Linked DNA regions of Homo sapiens: region 1 is linked to region 2. Evidence: chromatin loops called from intact Hi-C (ENCODE). Cell type or tissue: CD14-positive monocyte. All regions are shown on one strand. Each heading gives the region's core, and the rest is flanking DNA. Links, peaks and the distances in the headings are about the cores only.

What was found. A loop is a pair of places that touch in the nucleus more often than their neighbours do. Peaks named below come from ENCODE experiments on the same cell type or tissue, not always from the same donor. Only the 100,000 strongest peaks of a DNase experiment are listed, where the experiment ranks them.
Region 1: it touches region 2 in a loop (2.5-fold over the local background); 2 of 110 quality-filtered maps call a loop at or near these places.

Annotation. Positions count from the first base shown.
Region 1 is chr2:118,981,377-118,990,669 of GRCh38, reverse strand. MARCO (macrophage receptor with collagenous structure) reads right to left here. Exons shown (of 17, transcript NM_006770.4): 9 at 9,163-9,261; 10 at 9,014-9,049; 11 at 8,416-8,514; 12 at 8,260-8,322; 13 at 37-81. It overlaps LOC124906072 (a long non-coding RNA gene), which reads left to right. Exons shown (of 3, transcript XR_007087213.1): 3 at 184-463. Among named protein-coding and RNA genes, the nearest start is that of MARCO, 44 kb to the right of the region's middle. RefSeq lists an enhancer at 1,182-1,683. In CD14-positive monocyte, for the core only: a CTCF peak has its summit at 3,698; DNase peaks (open chromatin) are centred at 959, 2,559 and 3,729; H3K4me3 peaks cover 908 bases; H3K27ac peaks cover 2,244 bases.
Region 2 is chr2:118,877,542-118,886,834 of GRCh38, reverse strand. No RefSeq gene overlaps it. Among named protein-coding and RNA genes, the nearest start is that of EN1, 35 kb to the right of the region's middle. RefSeq lists a silencer at 5,011-5,070. In CD14-positive monocyte, for the core only: CTCF peaks have their summits at 3,829, 4,029 (motif pointing left), 4,879 and 5,078 (motif pointing left); DNase peaks (open chromatin) are centred at 4,014, 5,104 and 8,094; H3K4me3 peaks cover 652 bases; H3K27me3 peaks cover 815 bases.

The DNA of each region.
Region 1 (9,293 bases), core at 447-8,446, 100 kb before region 2:
TCACTCCGAGGGATGAAGATGCAGCCTGCCCTTTACCTGGAACTCCTGATTCTCCTTTTCTTCCTTGCTGTCCTTGAAGTCCTAAGATCAAAACAAAAAAGGGGGGGGGGAGGAGATAATAAAACTTAGGTATTAGACATTTTTAATCTTAGACAACCTCTACCTTTTGTCTGATTAATGCAGATGGAAAGATACATTGGTTCTCCACGATTGTTTAAAGCCTCTTCAGCAGATCATGAAAAGAGACAGTCTGCAGATGAATGAGAACAGGTGTGTTGGGGGTGAAACGGCAAAGTACTGGATGAAAGCCTGGATTAGACAGACCCCAGATGCACCACTGGCCTTCCCTGCCCCCCGGTAACCTGACCTGGCATCTAAATCCAATCCCATTCCCTGCTGTTGCATTTATATTGGAAGAGAATTGGGAGATATTTGGTAAATAAAGTTATCTTTATTGCTAAAAGACTGTGGAGGGGCTCAGTGGCCACCAGGAGCTTTGGAGGTCCTCCTGCATAGTAGATGCTCTTCAAGTATTTGTTGGTTTTTTTCATTGTGGCTCCCAGTGGCTAAAGATTCATGTGGCTAAAGGGTCTAATGTCCAGAAAATGGAAAAATAATAACCACAGTCATTGATGATGATCCTATTGTAGTTAATGTTAAAGGTCCCCCTTTCTTCCTTCTTTCCATCCATTCATCCTTTTTTTTCAGTAAACTTTCATGGAAGGCCCACTGTCCCCAGCATCCTGCTGGGTCACTGAGATAATAATTTGTTCATTTAGCAAGATCATGTCCTCTTGATTTTAAGTGCCAATATTTATTTTATTTCAGAGAAATAGGACTCCTCAAGGCAGTTACACAAACTTGGGAAAATGCAAGCTCATTATTGACTATCAATAACAGTTACTAGAGGGTAATGAGGGGAACACCAACAGTGAGTCATAAGTATCTGTGTCCCCAGCCAAGCATGGAGCTCAGTCAACCTCCTTGCAGTTGCCTCGGGGAAGTTTCTGCCTGCCCTGCCCCACCTCTCACTTCAATCCCTGGATTTCCCAAGCACCTGCAGTGTGCTGGTCAGTGGAGGGAGAGGCAAGGGGCTGGCAGACCTCTTCAGGGCCCCTTCTTGGAATAACGAGCAAGAGAAGTTGTGACTCTGGGGGCATTTCAGATCCCACCTCCAGGCCTGGTGCTGCCTGGGGAGGAGGGCTGGAGAGCTAAGGGGCTGGGAGCTGCCGCTGCAGACCCAGGCAACAAGAGAAGCAGGAAGCACCAGAAGATTCTGAGAGGGCAGCTACTTCTGTTCCTCGTGTTAGGGAAAGGGACAGAACTGAGGTTGGGATAGGTTTTTGTAAGAGCTGGAGGTGCCTTAGAGGTCAGCCCCTGGCAGACAGGCCCCAGCTTACACAGGGCCATTTGTGCACACACCTGTCCCTCTGAATAGAATGCCTCACTGCTTTGGTTCACCTGGAGAACTCACATTTAGCTTGTAAACTCTGCAAAGATGTCAGATGTCACCACCTGTGAAGCCTTCTCTCCCTCGCCCAAGACAAGATATCCTTTCTCCCAAGGCAGTAAAGCAAAGTGGTTCCAAAGTCTGACAGCCCGGACTTGAGTCCACTTCTGTCTTATACTAACTTTGTGACCTTGAGCCAGGTGTCCCTGCTCTGAGCCTCAGTTTCCTTCTCTGAGTCTCCTTGTTTGCCTCCTGAGGCAGTTGTAAGGCTGAAATGAAATCGTGTGTATCAAGCGCTGAGCCCGGTGCCCAGCCAGTGCTGAATAAATGATGTAACAGGACCCACAGTGTCCTGTGTCCCCTCCAGGTGGGGAGCACCTCAGGCACTGAGGTTGAGTCCACACATGAGCACCAGGATTGCTGCACAGCTAGCACCCAGAAAATGTCTGCTATTGACCTGAAGGGCTTAGCTGAGATTGCCCAGGAGAAGCGACAGATGTTTCCCTTCTGCTTACCTGCATCTGAACAGCATACGCCAAGATGGGTTGGGCGAAAGATCACATTCTGTATGTCTATGATGGTGATGAAGTAGAAAACAGTCCACATCCAGGGAGGTCACTATGTCTTGGGGTCCCTGAACCCTACCTCTAGGGACACGCTCTTAAGGTAGAGATTTCTGCAACATGGCACCCTCTGGGATGCAGATAGAAGGGGCCAAGAGTCTGGATGTGGACTGTTTCCTGCTTCATCACCATCATAGACATATAGATTGTGGTCTTTCTCCCCACCAGTCTTGACATACGCTGTTCACATGCAGGTAAGTAGAAGGGGCCTCAAAACACTGTGACCACCCTTTATTGTGACCACCTAAAGAGATGCACCCCTCCAACTGTCCCCTAAAGCACCGAGCAGCAAACACCCTCTAAAGACAGGAATCATAGGGAAGCCCCTGTTCACCAGGTCCATAGCCCCAAGCCTGACTCTCCCTCTTCATTTCCCACACTCTCCCTTCCTAGCTCCTCACCTCCAGGGGACTCAGCATTTTCTGCTGCCTGCATCACGCCAGGCACTGTGCCAGGGGCTTTACATCCATGACCTTGTTTGATCTTTCAGCCACCCTCCAAGGCAGTGTGATTTCCCTCCTTTACAGAGGAGAAAGTACACACTCAGAGATGCTAGGTGAGTAATTCAAGGTCACATAAGAGTGAATGGGGGAAGTTGGGGCTGTCACCCAGGCCCAGCCTCCCAATGTTCCCTGAAGGCACCTTTGTTCCACTAGTACTAGGCTCACTCCTATCTGGAGTTTCACTTGGTCTACGCACTTGGTTCCCAAGACACCTCCAGCCTCCCTGAGGCCATTTCTTCCCCCTAAAAGAGGAGTAGTCAAACTAGAGAATACATCAGAATCATCTGGGTGCATCTTGTTAGTAAACAACTTGCTAGGTCCCACCGGAGTCACTGATTTAGTGGGACTGGAGTGGGAATCCAAGAATCCACAGTACTAACAAGTTCCCAGGTGATGCTAATGCTGCAAGTCTCAGGACCACATTTTGAGTAACACTGCCCTAAACAACTCTCACTCATTCTTGAGCGACCAGCTTACAGCCCACCTCCTACGAGCAGCCTTCCTTGTCTCTTTAGGAGCTCACAGCCCCTCTCGCATCTGAATCCTCCCAGACCCACAGTTCCTATAGCAGAGGTTGGACCTTGATGAAATGCCTTCTGATATGTATTTAATGGGTATTGGAAATTAGAATTGAGGTTTGTATCATTTCTCTCCAAGCCTCGCTGGACTCTAAGAGAACACTGGCTGAGTGGTTGTCCATGGACTAATCGATGGAGGAACTAGTAATTACTTCACTATAAATCAAGGCAGCATCCTGATAGGATCAGCTCCTGCAGAGTAGAGGGAGAAATGGCTAAAAAATAGGTTCTAGAGCTGCATGTTGTAAAACTACGCTGGAGAGCAAATAAATGCTGGATTTTTCTTCTTAACCATAAGCAAGCTGGCTTTCCCCAAGTATCACAAGCTTATCAAGCTGAAAGGGTTCCAAATATTTACTTGCAAAGTGTTTTTACAGAAATAATATTCTCCCAAGAAATGTGTGTTAAGTTAGAAAACATATGCCTTCCAGTTGTTTAGTGTTGAGCTGGTGTTCTGACTAAAGTCTTCAATTGTTCCTGCTCCCAGGGAAGCTGCCTATTTCAAACCCAGAGTGCTGTGAAACTGTCAGGGACCTGGTGTTCTTCTATACTGCTTGCACGCCACAGAAAAGGAAACAGGCTCAGCAACGTCAAGTAGCTGAGCCTGTGGTCACTCAGCTAGTCAGGGGTAAGTTCAAGCTGAGGCTCAGATCTCCTGATTCTGAGTGAAATGGAGAAATCTCCAATACATTAAGAAAACTTTCTTTCTTTCCCTTTCTTTTCTTTTCTCTCACACTCTTTCTTTTCTTTCTTTCTTCTTTCTTTCTCTTTCTTTCTCTTTCTTTCTTTCTTTTCTTTCTTTCTTTCTTTCTTTCTTTCTTTCTTTCTTTCTTTCTTTCTTTCCTTCCTTCCTTCCTTCCTTCTTTCTTTCTTTCTTTCTTTCTTTCTTTCTTTCTTTCTTTCTTTCTTTCTTTCTTTCTTTCTTTCTTCTTTCCTTCCCTCCCTCCCTCCCTCCCTTCCTTCCTTCCTCTCTCTCTCTTTCTTTCTTTCTTCTTTTTGACAGGGTCTCACTCTGTTGCTCAGGCTGGAGTGCAGTGGTGCAATCATAGCTCACTGCAGGCTCAAATTCTTTGGCTCAAGTGATCCTTCTCCTCCTCCTTCAGCCACCTGAGTAGCTGAGACTACAGGTACATGCCACTATGCCCAGCTAATTTTTTTATGTTTTGTAGAGAGGGGGACATTGCTGTCTTGCCCCGTCTGGGGAAACTTTCCTAAATACCATGCCAACTTGGAGGCTAGATGCAACCTGGCAAATTTAGGATTGAGCTAATAACTGACAAATCGACCTTGTGGTAAGAAGTGAGATGAAGGATAAGGGACTCAAAATTGGGGTATGTGTAGACTTCTGCAAAGCTCTCTCAGAAACTTAGAGGAAAATGAGGAAGAGTTTTATAAATGACAATTTAGTGATTTGACTTAGTAGAATTTAATAAATTATTGGACTATCTCAGAACTTAGATATAAGGAATGGAATTAACTAAGAAATTATATTCATGACATAGGGCTCAATTGCTATTATGGATGATCTTTTTGGCTTATCTTTAAAGTAAAACATCTTCAAATACAGATGAGAAAATGGATTTTGAGTTATTTGCACTTCGGTTTTGCCCCAAGAGGAAAATAAAAGGGCATGGAAAATTCACATTGCTATAGTTTAGACATAAAGGCCATTGAGATAAAGAATTTCCAATCAGATTGGTGTTTTGGAGTTTAAATGTTTTGGCTGCTTCTAATGTTATTTCATGAGGTGTAAATGGTAAAAAGAGAAATGTCATGATTACAAGCCGAAGTGGAGTCCTTCCTTATTTCTAAATAAATATTATTTCAAAATAGCTAAGACATGTAGAGCTAAAATTGGATTATTCTTCTGCAATCTTTGAAAGTGAAAATGTTAGAAATACTAAGTGATGGAGGCTGGACAGGGTCTGTTTCTAGTAGGTAAAAAAAGTGACCCTGAGAGAAGGTTCTGCAGGGTATGGTGCCTTGCTTAATAAACTGTGGAGGTTATCTTCCCACCAGAATGGGAAGAATTTCCTCTTTGTCTTCTTTAATATGAGCTGGCTCCTCTCTCAAGAGATGCAAACAAGAGGAAGCATTTCACCTGAATGGGGTAGAGTGTGGTCAGTGGCTGTGGAGGAGGTAGAAAGGCTTGGTGACCAAGCCAGGATTTACCCATTTATGGAGGAGTGGGAGGTGTGGCTGGGGTGGGGACAGGGTGAAGGTAACCGATTTCTCTCAAATCATACACTCTACGTTCTTCCATAAAACCGATTCTGGAAAAGCACAACTCTGGAATCAGACTTTGGGATTCACTTCTGAATTCAGTTCATGCTCCCTGTGACACTGTGAGCAAAGGGTTTACTCTCTCTGAGCCTTTGCTTCCTTGTTTGTAAAGTAGGAATGATAAGTTCAGTGTGATCATGGGAGTCAAGACCCAGGCACAGTGCCTGGCCCAGAGGCACTGATAATAATGAACAGACCGCTCATGTTTTTAAAATAATTAATGCGCAGTAATGAAACCTAGCTGTCACCTAGGTCAAGCCAACGCACTGTAATTTTTCTGTTTTCATCTAAAGTGGCTAGATATTCTCTTGAGAGATTAACGATTTTATTTACAAAATGGGAAATACATCAGTTTGGAAACCTGGCTTGATATATCAACACTGGCCAAGCACTGCAGTGGCTTTAGTTTGGGGAATACCGACATCCTGACATTGACAAGTATACACTGTGCTCCATGATGGGGAGATTGGGCTCCCACCCTCTGCCTGCCCCTGCTTCTCCCACTTCAGAAGTTGTCAAATCTAATCTCTCCGGAAGTTTATTAGCCTATGACTCCAGGATGATCTACATACCCAGCTAAATTAGCCAGATTATGGTCCTATTGGAATTCCCCTCTGAGATGTCCATGTGGACTGTCAGCTACTAAATCAAGGAAAACATTTGGACTCGGGTGGGCAACCTGCACAGTTTTAGATAAACGGGAATTATCACAAGCCCCAAATTGAAATGCACTTCCTCATGTTTACTTGGTCAGCCAGAATTAAGGGTAACCCCTAGAATTTGCTGGCTGGTACTCACCACTAGGCCTAATTATTGGAGAACTCCATAAGGGTATTCAGCAGATATAAAAGGTCTCGATGAGGATGAAATTAAAATGATCCCCAAGCTATGGGCCAAAAGTCTTTTGCTAAAATGGGTGTGGGGTCCTGGTTAAATAACTAAGAACCATGATAGGGCCTGAAAGCTTCATGTTTCTTCCCAGGAATGGAACAAGCTGCTACCTTCTGCTCTGATCCTTTCTGAACTGGGATGAAGGGAGGAGGTGTCACTCATCAGCACACCCTGATTGTGGGGCTGGGGAGGGAGAACTCATGATAGACTGTACTAATAAGATCCCAAGCTTTGTCTTGTACTGGCCTAGATTTGAACCTGGCTGCATCTCTTAATGGCTGTTTGACCGTAAAGTTGTGCTACAAAGAGTGCTTGTCCCACTGGGTGTCAAGAAGATGCTCATTAGCAGGAGCTGCTTTTGTTCTGCAAATCCTCCCAGGATGCAAAGGGCAGGGCAGGATTCCCTACCCTCAGACTGTGGAAGACACAAGCTTGGGGCTTGGGGAGTAAGCACAATGCTCCTGTGGGTAAAATCATGTTTTACCTCCAATACTCTTGGTTAGTTGAGAACCGTTAGTCTGGCAGTGGGGGTGGGGGCAGAGGGTGACTACTATTTACAACCGAGAGATGAAAGCAATCATCTCCATGAAATCACACAGAAGGCTCAGGGGCAAGAGAGCATCAGGTCTCATAGTCAGATGGACTCTGAGACTGGGGACCAGAGAAGATGGAATTATAAGATCAGAATGGACAGTGAACAAGTCAGGAACATCTGACGACTATACCCAGATGGAAACTTTCCTATGGTGAGACCCAGCTAGTGGCCTTCAGGTGGCATCCACATGGGATCAGGTAGCAGGGATCCTCCCAAACACACTGTCCATAAAAAACACAATTGCTCTGGGGCTCGACAGATTACAAGGACAGAGAGGGTGTAAAACTGCGCTTGCCATGGCTCCCGACAGCTTTCAAAGAAACACAAAAGCTCAAGCCCAGAGCCCAAGGTTTGCCAGGAGGTGGTGATGAATGAATCAATCAATTGATTAGAGCTGTGGAGGGCCAGGTCCCAGTGTAGGTCTCTAGCACAGCACGGGGGTGAGGGCATCCAGGTTGTCTGACACAAGCGTGACCTTCTCAGGCAGAGGACAGGGGTGGAGGCAGACTGTCTACAGATGTCCTTGGCAGACATGCAGCTTTACATCACAACCCTGCCTTCCCCATTGCCCCTCCTGCCCGCTCTTGGCTTTCCAATGTGCAACAGTTCTCCACAGAAATGCCCAATCAGAGTGTGCCCACATCATCTGGCAACAGTCTCTGTTCACTGCAATACCCTGCATGTCAGGGCAGAAAGGCAGGAATTGATCTTATGCATTGTGATAGTGGTCTGGACTTTCTAGACCAAGCAAGCACACTGTGACTGGACCAAAACGGCTTATAAAGTAGACTATATTGGTACAATGGTTTACGACCTAGACTAAATAGACATGATGGTATATAACCTAGACTAACCTAGACTCTGTTGGCATTATGGTATAAACTAGTCTTTGGCTAGTGTGGGTCAGTGCTCCCAGGCTGCCCCCCTAGGAAAATGTGGAAGAAGAGTTTTCTGGACCCTCCAGCCTGAATCTAGACTCTTGGACCCCCTCTTAGGGGCCCCAATGAAGGGTTAGCAGGAGACAGCAGAAACGTACAGCTGGGAGGCAGACCAGGGAGATGGTATGGGCAAGGTGCTTTGCTCTCCTCCGTGATGCTGGAGGTTTGGTCATGGCATTCAAGGACTTTCATGAGCTCTGAGAAGAGAAAGAACAGCCCTAGGCCCTTGGGCTTAAGGGGTCCTGGCAGGGGCAACTGCCCCCATAACCAGGAACCTCAGAGGCCAAGGCACAGAAGACCCTCTGCCTCCTCCGTGGGCCTAAGAAGAAGCAGTTTTTCTCTCCATCCATCCTGCCACCCAGCAAGCCCACCTACTCACCCACTGCACCCTCTGTTACCTGTGTCCCCTTTGCTTCCTTTCAGGCCTGTGGCTCCTGGACTCCCGGGGCTCCCTGGAAGTCCTGGACAACAGACACCACAGAGAGCATAAGGGCTGGACTAGGCAGGTTTTCACACATCACTCCCTGTGCCCACCATAGGACCCAGGACCTCACCTGCTCGCCCAGGGGAGCCAGCACTGCCAGGCTCACCCTTGGCACCTGGGTGTCCCACTGCACCAGGAGGGCCCGGAACACCCTGCAGTCCAGGTTGTCCTGAAAGGAAAGTAGTGACTGCCAGGCTGTGGTGGTTGGCAGAGGGCCCAGATACCCCAACCCCCAGTGCTTCTGTTTTCAGCAGTGAGACATGTACCTCTTAACACCTTACAGTCCTCTTGGCAGCTTTAACACCTCTCTTTAGAAGCCATGAGCTAGCCCTCTTAGTAGGAGGAAAATTATTCTCAGCAACTTACTAATCTTTTCCATCTGCAGGGCCTGGGACTTATGGACTTACTAGGAGCTCTGGGTGTGACTGTCCAACTCCACCCCCTGGGTGGCAAAGTGGGGTAAAGTCTAGAGAGAAACATCAGTGAGGCCTGCCCCCACCGCCCACTGGCTGCTCTGTTCCTCTTGGCCAGGGCCAGATGTCTAAAAAACCCCAGGTGTTCTGGGTGAATACTACAATGAAGCAAAAGATGGTGGTGTCTGGTCCCCAGCTTCACTCTGCCAGGGACAGTCGTAGCTGGGATGATGCCCAGATTCCTGTAGTTCTTACCTTGATCTCCTTTAGCTCCAGGAAAACCAGCCAAACCTAAGATGAAAAAGAACTTTTAGGAATTTTTTTTTCCTTTGGCTCAGCCAGCCAGAAAAAAAAAAAAAAGGAAATACCTAGAGGTCAGTGGATGTGACCACGTGCCCTCTTACCTGGTGGGCCTGGCCTCCCGAAGTCACCTTTACTCCCCTGGGCTCCAGGAGGCCCCATGACCCCTGCATCTCCTTTCATGCCCCTGTCCCCTTTGCTTCCTGAAAAACCAAAAAGTCTTGGTTAGTTGTGG
Region 2 (9,293 bases), core at 472-8,471:
GTGCAACGGTGTCTACCTGCTTCTGCCACAGAGGTTTTGGTAATGGCCTCTTCTGACAATAGAGGAAAATTGTCCTTTGAATTGATAACCCTACTTGGGAGGCTTATACTGAGAAAAAAAAAAAAAGCATTGGAAACATGGGACAAGTCTGATGCATGATGATTGTTGGAGTGGTATTCCCTACAACAACAGACAAACCAACAACCTAAGTGTCAAACAATTGGGGAAGGCATCATTACACCAAGGATCATTTCTCATTTTGATAGCCATCAATAATGAGCAGTTGTTACAACCTTAAAAATGCTTATGATATGGACACAGAAAGGGGTACATCACACACCGGGGCCTGTTGTAGGGTGGGGGAAGGGGGGAGGGATAGCATTAGGAGATACACCTAATGTTAAGTGACGAGTTAATGGGTGCAGCACACCAACATGGCACATGTATACATATGTAACTAACCTGCACGTTGTGCACATGTACCCTAAAACTTAAAGTATAATAATAAAAAAAATGCTTATGATAAAATGTCAAACAAAAAACAGTTTGTGGTTTCAGAAAAATTAGGTGTGACTATAGTAACATCTAACATGTAACACAGAAATATGGGAACAGTTTTTTGGAATGGTGGCAAAATTTAGGATGAATTATTTCCTCTTTAATTTGTGGTATTGTTATTACAATATTATTTGCATAGTTTTAAAAAGAAGAGAGTGATAAAGAAAACTTCTCATCGTAGGACCCTGAGGGTAACCAGAATGGCATCAAATTCTCCAATAATCTCTGGAGCCCAGAGGTCTCTGACTCTCTCCAAGGAGTTCAAGCAGAAGCTGACTGACCCTTGGTCAGAGGCAGACAGAGGTTATGATTGAGCTGGATGGGAGTTGCCTCTGTTCGGCTCTGCAATTCTATAATATTAAGAAACATGTTTGGCTACATCAGGGTTTCTCAACCTTGGCACTATGGACATTTTGGATCAGATAACTCTTTGTGGTAGGAGGATGTCCTGTGCATTTTAGGATGTTTAGCAGCATCTTTGACATCTACTTACTAAATGCCAACAGGCACCCTCCCCAGTTGGGACAATCAAAAATGCTTCAGACTTTGTCAAATGTCCTTTGAGGGACAAAGTTGGCCCCAGTTGAGAGCCGTTGGATTAGATCAAACAAAAGACAAGTGAAGAGCTTGCTTACTGTACCAGACGTGTGAGGTATTTGGCCTTAACAAAAACATCCTTAAAGTGCTTTGGTTTAAGGAAATGCATGAAGCTAATTTGCATTCACCATCAGCCAGAAGAATAACTTATCTTCAGAATCCCTAGTCCTTCCTTCAAAATCTCCTTGTATTTTTCTCCTGTGAACGATGAACATTCCCCCACCCCATCCAAGGAGTACAGTAGCTTCTTTTCCTACTGCCATTCAAATATAACATCAAGAAAAGAACTGACAGAGAACTTAAACACTGGTGCAAAAGCAATATGGTGTGAGAAATTGAACGGGGACCCAAGCATCCTGGGTTCTAGTCCTGCTTTTGTCAGAATCAACCCCGCAGCCTTGGGCAAGTCAGTTAATCATTCTGGGCCTCCATTATCTTCTCTACAAAGGTGGGTTATTTGATCAGATGATCTTTCTGCACTCATTCTCACTAAAGGGTAAATGACTAACACAGTAAGTTGTGTTGGCCTTCCAAGAGGTGGTTGCACATTTATTGGAAGTGATGCTTTCACTAGGCTAAGAAACAACTCAGCTTGAATGCCAGACTGATGATTATACATGTGTGGATAATGAGAAAGTACAGATGTTTCTGGAACATACATCCAGCTATAGAATTTCAGACTCTTACAGCTGGAGGGTATGTTAGTGATGACCTTGTCCTACCCTCTCATTTTACAAAAGAGAGACAGACAAAGAAGGAGTCAAAGAGAGAGAAAGAGAGAGATAGAAGTAGTAAAGAAAAAACAGTGTACCCTATTCCTTTAAAAGCCAGGGTAAATTTCTGTCTACCCAGCCAAGGCATATTCTTCTTATGTGGAACTTCAACCTATATCTGCCTCTCAGGCAGTTTGCAAGAAATAACAAAATCTATCCTTCCTCTGCAATCCCAAATAGACTCTTTGGCAGCAGTGACTCTCCAAAATCACCGAGGCCTAGATCTCCTTACTGCTGAGAAGGGACGACTCTGCACCTTCTTAGGGGAAGAGTGATGTTTTTACACTAACCAGTCAGGGATAGTAAGAGATGCTGCCCGGCGTTTACAGGAAAAGGCTTCTGAAATCAGACAACGCCTTTCAAACTCTTATACCAACCTCTGGAGTTGGGCGACATGGCTTCTCTGCTTTCTAGGTACCGTGACAGCCAGCTTACTATTACTCACCTTCGGGCCCTGCATTTTTAACCTCCTTGTAAAATTTGTTTCCTCTAGGATTGAGGCCATCAAACTACAGATGATCTTACAAATGGAGCCCCAAATGAGCTCAACTAACAATTTCTAGTGAGGATCCTTGGACCGACCCGCTGGCCCTTACACTGGCCTAAAGAGTTCCCCTCTGGAGGACACTACAACTGCAGGGCCCCTTCTTCACCCCTATCCAGCAGGAAGTAGCTAGAGCAGTCATCTCCCAATTCCCAACAGCAGTTGGGGTGTCCTGTTTAGAGGGGAGATTGAGAGATGAAGCCAGCTGGACTTCCTGGGTCTAGTGGGGACTTGGAGAACTTTTGTGTCAAGCTAAAGGATTGTAAATGCACCAATCAGAACTCTGCAAATATGCATCAATCAGCGCTCTGTGTCTAACTAAAGGATTGTAAAATGGACCAATCAGCACTCTGTAAAATGGACCAATCATCAGAAGGTGGGCAGGGACAAATAAGGGAATAAAAGCTGGCCACCCCAGCCAGCAGCAGCAACCTGCTGGGATCCCCTTCTATGCTGTGGAAGCTTAGTTCTTTCCTTCTTCACAATAAATCTTGCTACTGCTCAGTCTTTGGGTTTGCACCACTTTTAAGAGCTATAACACTCGCCATAAAGGTCCGCGACTTCATTCTTCAAGTCAGCCAGACCAAGAACTCACTGGAAGGAACCAACTCCGGACACAAAAGGAGATCCTGAGGCCTAGAGAGGGGAGGTGACTTGCCCACTTCTTGCTGCCCAGTGGCATAAGCAACATGGTGTTTTAAACCCTGGGAACTTGAAGACATAGGGACAGTTGCTTTGGGGGAACCATACACATTGCTCAGCTCTGCACACTTTCAGGGTCAGCTATCTGAAACCACTTAGCATACTCACTCGAGTCTCCTGAATTTGGTGGCATGAAAGAATTTATTTCTTGATGCATTTCTACAAACAAGGTCCTCGATAAGCAGGACAAATACAAAAAGAAAGTCAAAAATAGATGTTGAAAAATGAAAGAAAACTATCAGACAAACAAGAGACGAAAACCACACAGGATTTTAAATGGGAAAGTTAAGAATTATTAACTAATAACAGGGGAGTATCAGGGTATTGGCTACTGAGGGTAAAGGGAGCACTTTACAGAGGTGGCAGATATATGGGGCAGGCACTAAAGGCTAAGCGAAGTGCCCGAGGAGAAAACAAATGTGGGACACCCCACCCGCTTCCCCTCTCACCACCAAGGATGAGAATCAGACTTTGCGGGAGAGCATGGGGCTGTCCCCACTGGAGAATGAAGTTTGCCCAGGTGACAGGTGGAGACTGTCCAACAGGAAACTGCCCCCGGGGGTGACAGCAACCCTTTCCGGGAAGCTGCCTGGAGGAAACGCTGCTGAACTTTCTGAAAAATCGGCTGGGGGACTGGTGGGACGGCGAAGCCCTCAAGGGGTGCTTTTGAACTCACTGGAAGCTGGGCGAGGTGCCAGCAGAACTCGCTAGAAAGCTGCACACAGGGGATGCCACTGCAAGTCCTTGAGGGAGGCTGCAACTGGGTGTCCCGAACCCCGCGGGAGCAAGAAGGAATCAGAGCACAGAGACACCAGCAGAGAAGCCCTTCCCCCTGCAGTGTGCCTCTACCACCCTCTACTGGCAAAGCTGAGCATCGTGCCAGTTGCAAAAGAGACGTGTTGGCAAGATTCACCTCCAGTATCACAAGCAATGCAATGAAGTATGGGTTGGGAGAAGTGAGGCAATAAAGTGATAAGTGACACACTCATAACCTGGAACACAACTATTGAGGTAGTGTGCCCCTTTGGTCCTAGGCATTGCCCCCAAAGTCTCAGCCTTTCAAGTTTTCTCACTCTCTTTCTACCCCCAGGTCTTCCCTTATGGCTACACCGGATGATGTTCATGAATGTCATGGAAGCTGAAAACAGTCCCGCTTGGGTCTCAGAAGCTGAGGGTATTAGACAGGAAGGGTCACTTAGCCAGGCTGACCTCGTGTCCAGGTTTGCACCTGCTGTCCCAACCACTGTCCTGTTAGTGCTCCCTCCCACTCTCCCAAGTGTCCTGCTCAGGTGATAAATTACATGGTTCCCTGAAGGCAACCAGCCTGAGTCCAGTCCCATGACTTTACAGATGAGGAAACTCCTACACTGATGTCGAAGAAGAGGCTCTGTGGGGACGTGGGGAGGACTGGACTTGGCTTTAATGTGCAACTTTGGCTTGTTGTTAAGCCTCTATCTAAAATGGTCCACCAAGAGGTAAAATGAGGTCATGTGTGCAGAGCATCAGGCATACATCGTGACCTGAGGGATGGGATGCGCCAACCTCTGCCATGTAGCTCTTCCATCTGCCCACCTCCCCAATCCCTATCCATATTCCCCAGTCTGTCTTCCAGACAGAAACAACAGGGCACATTTATAACAGTGGAGCAAAATACCCCTTCAGAATAGACACTGCTAACAGAAAAGTTCCAGGGTGCAAATCTCAATGTTTGGAAAGGAGGATCAGAGCTGTAAACGCCCAGGGATTGCTAAGCAAGAAGAGGATATTGAGCACTCTCTCCAGTTCATGCCTCTGTCTCCTCAAAGTCCCTCTTCCTGATGGCTACCAGAGGCTTAGAGAAAGCAACCAGGAGCAAACGCCTCTCTCTGGGTAGGCCGGTCCAGCTCAGGTGCACCTATTCCATGGCAAAAAAACAGCCCACGATCTCCACCTGGTGGCCAAGCTATAGAACACACTCCCTCGCCAACTGCTGATCAACCTGTTGAGCAGCTACCCTGCGGCCATTTACAAAAGAAACACAGGCTGGGACCTTCTCTACAGGTGACCTGATGGTGGCTGCTCCTGGAGGCTGATTGGAAGCACGTGTCTGTCTCAGGCCACACTTTGACATGGCACGAGAGACTTCTCTGCCACGCTTGCTGCCCTGGATCCAGAACAGGTTACTCCAGGGTTTCTCAGCCTCAGTACTCTGAACATTTGGGGCTGGATATTTCTTTGTTGGGGGTGGGGTGAGGCCATCCTGTGCATTGCATGATGTTTAGCAGCATCTCTGGCCTCTACTTACGAGATGCCTGTAACAACCCGCTTAGTTAGGGCAACCAAAAATGTCTCCAGATGTTGCCAAAGTCCTATGCAGGAGAGGCAAGACACAAAATCGCCCTCAGTTGAGAATCACTAGGCTACTTAACCAGTCAAGCCTTCGGCACTTATAACGATAGAGACTGATTTTGGACTTGGGTTCCACACAGCATTCTGCAAGCCATTGCAGTTTCCAGTGAGCTGCTTTCTTGGACGCCAGTTAGAACCTGTCATCAGTAGCTCATGGTTTAGGTTTTGAGGAAGGTCTCCTTTTTCTCTGCTTCCAGCATGCTAATTTTGTTTTTTTGAACAAGCTAATGGCATCTCAAGGAAAGGGACCATGTCTTTTCCTTTCCTTGGGCTGCTTTCAGAGACAAGCATGGTGCTTGGAACTTAGGTGCTCAGCATGTAGGTGCTCCAAAGCGCCTGCAGGTTCACAAAGTCAGTCCCCTTCCACGGACCGCAGTGTCTCTCAAAATTATGACTGCCCTGCCTGGAAACCTCCTTGGCCTCTTTTCCTTGGAACCATAGCTAATGAAGAGATCCATCTCATCTCCACCTACATCTCCCGCTGGTGGGCAATCTAATTAGGTTCTTTCTACAATTAACTATTCGTAATTAAAGAGGAGCAAAGCCCATGTGTCATTCTTTAACTCCATCCGTTAAACAACAATGTCCAATTTTGAAATCCCTCTTCAGACAAGGAGAAGTGGTGCATGTGTGGGCTAAGAATTCTCCAGATATGCTAACCTAAATTTAATTATGCAAGGAGAACAGAGGTTTCACTTCATTGTTCCTGGAAGTACTGTAATTAAAACTCAATTAGGGGTGGCACTGGCCAGCATCATTACTCGAGAGTCACCCTGTTGAAGAGACAAACAGCTCAGTGTGCTCATGCAGACATCATCCTGAAGCCTTTGCAAGTAAAGGGGTCATCCAGATCATCCTCTGTCTTCCAGCATCTTCTAAAAGCACCATTTGTTTAACTGATTTCTCTTCATTTTTAACTGTTTAAAACTGTTCTAGCCAAGCTTCCAGGTCAAAAGACGAAACAGCCATTCAGATATCTTGTCTAATCATAGTTCATCAAGTACTTATGATGGGATGGGTGCTTCACACACAGTGTCTTATTTGATCTTTACATTAACCGTAGGAAGTAGGCATCATCCTTATGTAAAGATAGAGGAATAAAGTCTCAAAGAAGTTAAAGAATATTCCATTGGCATCAGTGGAAAGCGGTGGTGCCAGGATTTAAATGGACAAGTCTGCTACTAGAGTCTGTACTCTTAAACATTGTGTTATATTGGCGTTTTGAAAAAGTTTTCCAAATATCTGATATTTGACATCAGAGAGAGACTTCCTCTGTCTGGTTTTGACTGTAAACCCAACACACACATACCAAATACAGGGGATCCTGAATTCTTCTTGCACACATTGCGTTAGCAAGAAGGCTGATGAGCTGGAAGGCTTTGTGTGGGTCCAGTCAATGCACCACTGCCAGAGAAACACATTCGAGGCCCAGTCCACAACTGTAGTGGGGCTGTCTGCACAGATCACCCACACCAGCAGACAATCTGTATGGCTCCTTCTCAGGAGATCCACCAAGAGTGCCTGCCAATGAGTGAGGCATCTTACCTGGGGCCACCACTTGCAGTTGGCAAATTGTGTCCTTCTCAGGGGCACCTACCAAGGGGTGAGTGTACCTGAGTGTCAGCTTGCACTGCACCCCAGGCAAATAAATGGCAACTCTTCTACTTTTCTTTTCTTTTTTTTTTTCCTTGAGACGGAGTCTCACTCTTGTTGCCCAGGCTGGAGTGCAATAGTGTGATCTTGACTGACTGCAACAACGGCCTTCCAGGCTCAAGCGATTCTTCTGCCTCATCCTCCCAAATAGCTGGGATTACAGGCACCCACCACCACGCCCAGCTAATCTTTGTATTTTTATTAGAGACAGCATTTCACCATGTTGGCCAGGCTCGTCTCAACCTCCTGACCTCAGGAGATCCACCTACCTTGGCCTCCCAAAGTGCTGGGATTAAAGGTATGAGCCACTGTGCCTAGCCCCTCTTCTGCTTTTCAAAGGTGCCAGTGGGCTACCAGTGACTTGACCCTACTGGCTTTAGAGTGCTCAGTCTCACAGTCCACTGGACATGCTGCCTCTTGCTTTTACCACACAGAATACAGAGTAAATTAGAACCCTCTGAAGGCAAGCCTCTGGGTCCGTTCCAGAACAAGGGGCAACAAATATGAGGACCTGGAGGGAAGGGCCATATCCCTCCCTTTCCCCTTTCCTGAGGACCTAAGGCCCTCTTTACCTGTGTCTGCTCTGTCCCATTACTTCATTTTTTTTTCCTCCCCTACCACCCTCTGGATGCCACTTCTCTACAGACAAACAGATTGTGCAACAGGAAACTCTCAAGGCATCAAGGTCCCAGAATGAGGACAGGAAGAGTTTGGTGTTGAGATCATTGCTTCTTCCAATACAGAGAACCATGGTCTGACATTTCAGAAAGCTCCAGGTGCAGCTGAGCTGTCAGGGAAGGGTGGAGCATGAGGGGTGGCTCACTGAAGGAGTGATGGAACTGGCACCTGAGGCCAGCCTCAGCCTCTTCCATTTCATAATCCACTGGATGAGTCACTGCCCACAGTTGACCTCTGAGAGCCCAAAACAAACGAGGAGTATGCTGGCACCCAGAGAGAGGGATACTCAGCTTCTTTGGACACCTGGTTGGTAACAGAGCTGAGAGCAGTGCCTGAGCTGACTGCTCCTCTCTATAGCCAACAGCATGGGCTTCCTGCTCCTGCTCTAGCAAAGGGAATGGGATTTCTTTAGGATGAGCCTGGCTGGATTTCCTGCCAAGGCATCTACAGTGGCAATGGGGTTGAAAAGCTAGGAGGGGCCAGCCTTGGTGGTGTGGTTTGCTGTGCAGATGGAGCCACCCTGAGTTCAAGAAACCCAGCAGGATGAGGACAGTGAGCACAGGCTCTGTGTTGGCCACATACTGGGTTAGAGGATAGCTGAATTGTTGGGTCATCCATCCATCATTCATTCATTCCTTCACTTAAAACTCACCTACTTCCAAAAGATATTTACGGCAGCTTAAAATACATCTAATATTGAAGGTTAAATGAAAGATAACATGACACAACCACTTTAGAAAACTGTCTGAAAGTTTCTAACAAATGTAAACACACACCTATCCTTTGGCTCAGCAGTTTCATCCCTAGGTCTTTACCCGAGAGAAATGAATCTATATATGCCCACAAAAGACTTCAAAATATTTGTAGCAGCTTTATTCATCATACCACCAAATTAGAGATGTCCTTGTGTCAGTCAAAGGAGAATGAATAAACAAACTATAGTACATTCATACGATAAATTTCTATTCAGTAATTAAAGGGGACAAATTTCCAAATATGTACAACCACATGGATGAATCTTACAGAAATTATGCTGAGTGAAAGAAGCCAGATGCAAAAGTGTATGTTCAGTTATCCCTTGGCATCCTGGGGGAATTGGTTCCAGGATCCCAGTGGACGCTAAACTCCATGAATGCTCAAGTCCCTTATGTAAAATGGCATAGTATTTGCATATAACCTACGCACATCCTCCCGTGTGCTTTAAATCATCTCTAGATTATGTATAATACCTAAAACAATATAAATGCTATGCAAATAATTATTATGTATTTTTATTTATATAGTTTTTATTGCTGTATTGTTATTTTTTATTGTTTTCTTCTTCAAATATTTTTGATCCACAGTTGGTTGACTCCATGAATGTGGAACCCATGGACAGAGAGGGTTGACTGTATTTATGA